Regions from separate parts of the Homo sapiens genome. Here region 1 is linked to region 2. A link is a contact called in ENCODE Hi-C data. All regions are on one chromosome and are shown on one strand. Each heading gives the region's core, a stretch centred on a gene start or an enhancer-like site at or near the end of the contact. The rest is flanking DNA. Distances are from core to core; before and after follow the strand shown. Region 1 has its middle 66 kb from the start of MIR3937. Region 2 holds the start of LINC03099 (long intergenic non-protein coding RNA 3099).

Region 1 (3,778 bases), core at 1,105-3,604, 540 kb after region 2:
ACGGTTTTGAAACATGGCAGGAAATTCTCTGACACTTTTCTCATCCAGAGGCAGGTTCTCTGGTCCTTCCCCTTGAATCCGGGGTGGGGGGTGGGGGTGGGTTGTAACTGCTTCAACCAAAATACTACTGAAAGAGTGATGCTGTGTGGCTTCTGAGACTAGGTCATAAAAGGCCATGCAATTTCTGCTTTGTTTGCTGTAACATTCATGCTTGGAGCTCCAAGCTGCCATGTAAGATGTCTGACTCGTGGCTACCATGCTGGGAGGAAGCCCAATCCACATGAAGAGGCCACCTGTAGATGCACTGGCCAACTGTTCCAGGCTTTGAATTATTTCAGCTCAAGCACCAGACATATGAAGTGTGTTAGGCCATTCTTGCATTGCTATAAAGAAATACCCGAGACTGGGTAATTTGTATAAAAAGAGGTTTGATTGGCTCACAGTTCTGTAGGCTGTACAGGAAGCATAGCACCAGCATTTGCTTGGCTTCTAGTGAGGCCTCAGGAAGCTTTCACTCATGGTGGAAGGCAAAGCAGAAGCAGACGTCTCACATGGCAGAATAGGAGCAAGAGATGTTGGGGGAGAGGTGCCACACGTATTTAAACAACCAGATCTCGCAAGAACTCATTCACTATCAAGAGGACAGCACCAAGGCATGAGGGATCTGCCCCCATGACCCAAACACCTCCCACAAGGCCCCACCTCCAACATAGGGGATTACAATTCAACATGAGATTTGGACAGGGACTAATATCCAAACTGTATCACGAAAACCTCCAGACGATTCCAGCCCCTGGCCATTGAGCCACTTCCGCCTTCCAAGTCTTCCCGGCCAAAGCCCCAGACATTGGGGACCACTGACAAGCCACCCCTGCTGGACTCTGTCTGCATTCCTGACCTAGGGAATCTAGGAACGTGCTAAACTGGTTATTTATACCTTTAAGGTTGGGGTACTTTGTTAAGCAGCAATAGATAACAGGAGCCCCTTACACCAGGCTCCTGCCTGGCATCTAGCCTAATGCATGAAGACATGGACACCTGTTTTCCATAAAGGAAGCAGGAAGTTTTCTAGAAGGCTAAGAATGGCATTGGGCCAAAGGATCTGCTGTGTGGGCTGTACACTTAGTCCCCGGCTGCAGAACTCTGCCCGGTTCCAGAGGGAGGCTGAACTCTGGGCATGCCTGTCCTTGTTACCTCCGGTGTTAGCCTCAGTATTTGAGTGAGATCTAAGAGTTGAAGCCTTCCTTGTTTCTGTTAAAGTCTCATTTTATTTCTGATGTAACCCAGAAGCCTCCTAGCTGAGGCTGGGAGAAGGAATGAGAGATGTCCTGACCCTTTTATTCTCCCCTAGTTTGTAACTTGGGCCAAAGGGGGATGGCTTTAGGAGGGAAGGAGAAGGTGCTGGGGGATGGTGGAAGACAGTGCCCATGAATAGGCACACATTTTTTCATGGTTTATCTGTTGGAGGACAGAGGACAGATTCCCACCCGGGCACCGAGAATGTCATCTGGCAATGAGATGTACAAGACCTTGGCTGCCACTTTATAGTTTCACGAACGAGTGTGGGTGGGAGGCACATTTGGCTGCCTGTGGCGAGAGTCAGCCTGCTGGTCTGTAACTTGTACAATTTACAAGGAAATCAGATCTGTTTTATCCATCCTTTGGAACCATCAAAAGACCGACGGTGCATTCAGTTGTGGGCTATCCCAGGATACACTTAAACATTTTCTAGAACTTATAATCCTAGCTCAATTTTACACATAAAATTCAATCAACGACAAATTCCAGTTTGCTATTTAGAATTAGACAATTTTGTGCTAGAGTGCTCTGTTTTTGATCAAAAAAGCACCCGGGAGCCTAGATTGATAAATAATTGGCCACAGGGTGAAAGAAAGCAACTTTGAGGTGAAAATACAAATCTTGTTTTTAAGCTTGCTTTGACTTGCTGTCCAATGCAATTTAGCAATTCTCATCTTTGAAGGGACACATTTTAGCTAAGTGGTAAACCTGACCATGAGCAAGACCCTAAAAGCCACTGAAGTTGATTAGTTGGGATAAAGATTTAGAACTGAGGTTCCAGAGAAGAGGAGAAGAACAATTAACTTCTCAAAAGAAGGTAATATGAGGGCTTGGGGCAAAAAGCCTGAGGAAACATATCTGTCTTGGTGGCCCAATGGAAGTGGCCTGGGGGAAGCAGGATTTGTGCCTGTAATGCACTGATGTCCTTTTGGTGCTCATCCTCTTCTCTTATGTCCTAGGAAGCGGCCACCTGTCTCCCAGCTGTCTGGGACTGTCTGCTGGAGCAAGTGACATCACAGTGACCAGAAACCACCTCCCCTTTGTCTGGAGCAGTTATGATGTCATTCCCTCTGGCAGCGAAGCAGGATGTTGGCAGCTGGGATTCCTCCGGGTCCTCCTGAAGTGATAATTGCCTTAGATTTTGTTATAAAGTGCAGCTGCTAATTATCTTGTTAAATCACAGCCATATACTTTTTGGATCTTTTTTTCCTTTGCAATCCATTTAAACAATCTGGGAGATTAAATAAAACCACATACCCCAAACAAAAACAAAAACACAACCCAGACACACACATACACATGCACACTCACACACATATTTTTTCTTCCTTAAAACACCATAAGAACAATTTTTTAAAAATGAAAAGGGTACAGATATGGCATAATTAGATTACTTCCATTAAAAAGCCATCATTTCAACATCCTCATATAAATATCTGCATCCCGTTGCATATTTTAGGCAATTGCATAATAAGCCCCCAAGTGAAAAACAGAGCAAAACTCATTTCCTGACCACAAAAGGAAAAAGGAGTCACTATGTGCTCTGAGTTCCAAGGAGAACTGGATTACATTCCTCCCACACAGACTGGAGGGAGATGGAGTTCATTGCTCCAGGGGAGAGAATTATGACAACACTTAACCGCTGTGACCCACGCTGCTCCAAGCTGCTCTGCGCCTCTCCACGTCGTTGGCCATTAGAAGCATGCAGCTCCCACTGAGGTCGGAGGAAGGAAGGAGAGGACCTAGCCACCTCCGTTTGGCTGGGATGCTCCAGGCACGTGGAAAAACCTGTCCTGGGTTTCAGCATCAACAGGTGAATGAATGTCAGGTGTGACTCGAGCCTCCTTACCATTACTTGTGATTGGCCATTTTCAGACTTCTGATTTTTGTGGTCCTGCTGGAAGTTTGCCCAGCAGCAGCAGGGGGAAAGGAGGGAGGTGAGCATGGGCACGGCCTGCCAGCCCCTGCACACAGGGAGGCTGAATGGTACAGCCCAGACCTGGGTCTGCATCCTTGCTGAGTCACTCCCAGCTCAGGCTCAGTTTCCTCGTCTGTAAAGGCGGAATCATACTATTTCCTGCTTCATAGTATGGTTGTGAGGGTTAGGTGGGATCATATTGGAAAAGCACCTATGCAAGGATGGCACTTAACCAGCAGCAGAGCTAAACCACTGCTGTGGATATGTTGCAATGGGGCCCCCAAATTATGAAGGCCACGCTTTGGTTCTTTCTTTTTCAGGACAGGGATAGAGGATGGAGGTGGCTTGCCTCAGGATGGGGACTTGCTTGCCAGAGAGGCCAAAGTTCAGGCTCTCTTGGGCCCCAACCAAGGTGGTGCTCAAGCCCAGCCCTTTACAGCTGCCCTGGGCTGTGACCACCTTTGGCAAGGTCATCTCCCTTCCCCTCTTCAGCACTGGCTCCTCCAACCAGAGCTGTATTCTGCTCAGCCAATCCTTCTTGCTCGGGGAGAGTAGAGTGAC
Region 2 (3,514 bases), core at 490-2,989:
GCAAGAAGAGATTTAACACAGGAAATTAGGTGCTGACAAAATTATTGGAAGGGTGCAGGAGGAGCAGTCTCTGGACTCCCAAAACAACACCACTGAACTGGTCTGCCAAGACTACTGCCATCTCTGCCACCATCAGGAAGGTGAGGCGTGAGGGAGCCTGCCTCTAGAAATGTAGATTTCCAGAGTGCACTACCATAGCTGCGATCCAAGGATCAGGAAGCCACTGCCACCACAACCCCTCTCAACACCCACAAAGCCGGTAACTGAGCAAACACTAGAATGTTGTTACACACACACACACACACACACACACACACACACACACACCTCTAGCAGGTACAGCCAGACTTCACACGATTGCATCTAACTGGTGAAACTGAATTCTCATCCACAGTCCCAGCTGCAAAGGTGTCTGGGAAATCCAGTTTTTAGCCTTCCAGTCTCTGCAGACCATGGGGGCACCATAGGACGAGGTTGGAAGGGAGGCTGTGTGCCTGCCACCATGCCTACATTTTGCAGATAAGGAAACTAAGGTTCAGAGAGGTTAAAGAACACATCCAAGGGCACATGGCTGGTAAACCCCAATCTCCCTGACTCCAAAACCCATACTTTCAATCATTATATTGAGCAAACAGCCCCATTCCATTTGGGGCTTTGGCAGTCTTGGGGCATCTTTCGGCCAGAGGGCCCACACGACAGCAGAAGCTAGCACACACCTTCTGCATGCTCAAAGGCTGGACAGTGGGCACTGAGGCACAACTGAGGCCCCGGGGTTGTGAATAGCTTATCTCAGGTTGACAGACAGAGGAGACTCATAATCGAACCCAGGGTTCCTAACTCCACGTATACTTCCTGACCTCACCTCCCTGCCCCCCGACATCGACATCTGGAGGAGGGGGAATACACACGCAGGCTGTCTCTGGAGACATGTTTCTTCAACACTCAGCTGCCCTGCATTTTTCTAGGTGAGGTATCTAGCCTCCAGCCTCTCCTCCCACGTTTGGAGAATCCTTCATCTTCCTAGTTGCCTCCCACCAGAAAAGCTAAAAATCCCAGATAGGGGCACTTTCCCAGCCGCCATTGCAGTTGGTATAGGCTCTTACCTTAGGCTCAATCCATCAGATGCCCCCATCAAAGGCTTGGAGTTGGGAACTAATAATACAGAGATGCAAGGAGCACAGAAGTCCATTCTGGTGGATGGTGGCAGTCGCCAAGTCAATGGCATTCCAGTTCCTGGGGCGACAGGGACCATATCCACGTCCCAAGGTGGCAGTGTATGCCAGGGAGTCCTGGATTTGGCAGCGAGGTCATCCCTGGATTGCCTGACTTTGGCTGTGGTCCTGACTGCTGTGCAGCCTCCTTGGTCGACTCACCAACTGTATTCTTCAGCCCTCTTGGTTATTTTGTGAGTTCCCCAAGATCCTTTTGATAAAGTCCTTTTCTGCTTAAATAAGCCAGAATTGTTTCCTGTTGCTTGGGAGCCAAGAGCTCCGGCTGTTACAGCTGAGCCGCTAGATTTTGCCTGGCTTCCCTCAGCGAGACCACACAGGACACTGCTAATTCTTGGATCCCTCAGGCATCCCAGTCCACTTCCTGGGAGCTCCCATATCCCAGGACCTTGGCCTGCTGATCTTACATTAAGAGAACTGGCCTGGTCTGACAGAGGGTCCCACATCCATCCTGGACAGCTTCATGGTGATGTTCCTGGGTCCCATCTCAGACTCTCCCCATCAAAGGCTTTCTCATTGACCATGACCTTTCCCTAGGCACAAGTGAGAGCTCCTCCCTCCCCGCTGCCCCACACCTCCCCACAGTCACCAGTTTGGCATCCAGAAAACATTTCCTCCTTCTCCAGAGACCTTGCTCTTTGTCAGCCTTCACTCCTAGCTGAAGCAAAACAGCTGTGGGCCCTGCTCAGACTCCAAAAATGCAGGCTGGGAGCTCTGGGGCCTCTGCAAGAATAATGGCTGAAAGCAGTGCCCCAGGTTCAAGGCCCCGGCTTTGCTGTCAAGATAGGGTGTGAATAAATGGCTTACTCTCTTGGGGCCTTGAAAAGAGAGGAGAGTGAGGGCCTAGCCATAGCAAAGCGAGCACTGCTCACTGTCAACACTGAACTGGAAGCAGGGAAGGACTGTGAGGAGGGCGTTCCTCACCTAGGTTTGGGGCCTGGGGTCAAAACAGTGGGCGGAATTGCCCGGGGCGTCATCCAGCCAGAGGCAGATAGGAGCAGGAAGGGCTTGGGTTCCCACAGGCAGCACTGTGGGACCAGCTCAAATCAGCTTCTGGCTGAGTGTAGACAGGGGTCAGGGGAGGGGGCCCATCTCAGGGGACGGCCCAGCTGGTAGGCAGACCGGAAGTCCACTGGGATGACGACAGCGTGCTGTAAACTTGGGCTTATCTCAAGGATGTTGCCTTTGTTCTCGTGATCCCTCGCTTTCCCAATAAAAGTACCCTTGAAAATTGAGCTGAGGCCCAGAAGGGCATGTGGGTCATGAGGCCCACAGAGCCAGGCTGCTGCTGCTGCAGGAGGGGTCAGAAGGGATGGGGCCACCACCGACCTGGCTGGGACTCTGGAGGAAGCAGGAGTAGCTCTCTGCAGTCAACATGGAGGAGTAAAGGGCAGGGGGAGCCCAGCAGAAGAAGGGTGCTTCTCTCCCCTCTGTTGGGAGCAGGAGAGGTACGATGAGAACATCACAGAGAGTACCAGGGACACGGGTGGGCTGGAGACAAGATGGAAAATCGCCTAACCACTAGGCTCAGGCAGTGGAACCACAAACGCCAGCCTCAACCAATACTTGAGGAAGGAGCGTGGATCTGGAGTCGGACAGGCTTGGGTTCAAATCCCAGCTATACCAGTCAATGGCTGTGGCATCCGAGGCAAGCCTTTGTGGCTGGACTGTTACACAGGCAGCCCTCAAGGAGCCGTACCTCCCACATCCCATGTATTGACTCTGAGTTTGGCCATGTGACTTTCTTTGGCTAATGGAATATTAATGAGCATGACGAAAAGCAGAGGAAGGATAATTGCTCACATATTGAGGCTTGTCCTCTTGGAACACTCCCTCCTGAAGCCCAGCTGCCATACTTGAAGATGCCCAAGCCAGCCAGATGAAAAGGTCGTGAAGAAGAGAGCTCAGGCCACCCAGCCAACAGCCAGCACCAAGGCCCTAGTCATGTGAGAGGCCTTCTTTGACCTTCCAGCCCAATCTAGCTGCCAATTGATTGTATCCCCATGAGAGATCCAGCTGACACCATATGGAACCCAAGAACCACCCAATCAATCTACAGAATTATGAGAAATTATCATTAATTGTCATTTTAAGCCACTAAGATTTGGGGTGGTTTTTGCACAGCAAAAAGGAACTGAAACACTGGTGAACCTTTCTGAACCTCTGTGGCCCCCTCCACAAAATGGGGTGATAATATTTGCTGCCAAAAGTTAGGAGTAAATTTAAGACACAATAATGATCATTTATGGAGTGCCTGCTGTGTTTCAGGTACTGTGGGAGATGCG

What was found. Hi-C counts contacts between places; a loop is a spot of excess contacts on that map. Pooled maps may share reads with other maps.
Region 1: a loop to region 2 is called in a map of aorta, with 6 times the contacts of the local background. The contact joins the enhancer-like site here to the promoter of LINC03099 in region 2. A Hi-C loop is called at or near these places in 45 of 168 maps with a recorded cell type or tissue (B cell, CD4-positive, alpha-beta T cell, CD4-positive, alpha-beta memory T cell and 26 more), 11 of 37 single-sample maps with no recorded cell type and 44 of 50 pooled maps.

What each region holds. Positions count from the first base shown.
Region 1 is chrX:39,725,552-39,729,329 of GRCh38, reverse strand. No RefSeq gene overlaps it. Among named protein-coding and RNA genes, the nearest start is that of MIR3937, 66 kb to the right of the region's middle. Within about 2 kb of position 2,354, at least 4 of the 41 ENCODE cell types and tissues checked have a DNase peak (open chromatin) inside an H3K27ac peak, as active enhancers do; they include heart right ventricle, where a contact is called at or near this core.
Region 2 is chrX:40,261,142-40,264,655 of GRCh38, reverse strand. LINC03099 (long intergenic non-protein coding RNA 3099) reads right to left here and starts at 1,739. Exons shown (of 3, transcript NR_110386.1): 1 at 1,104-1,739.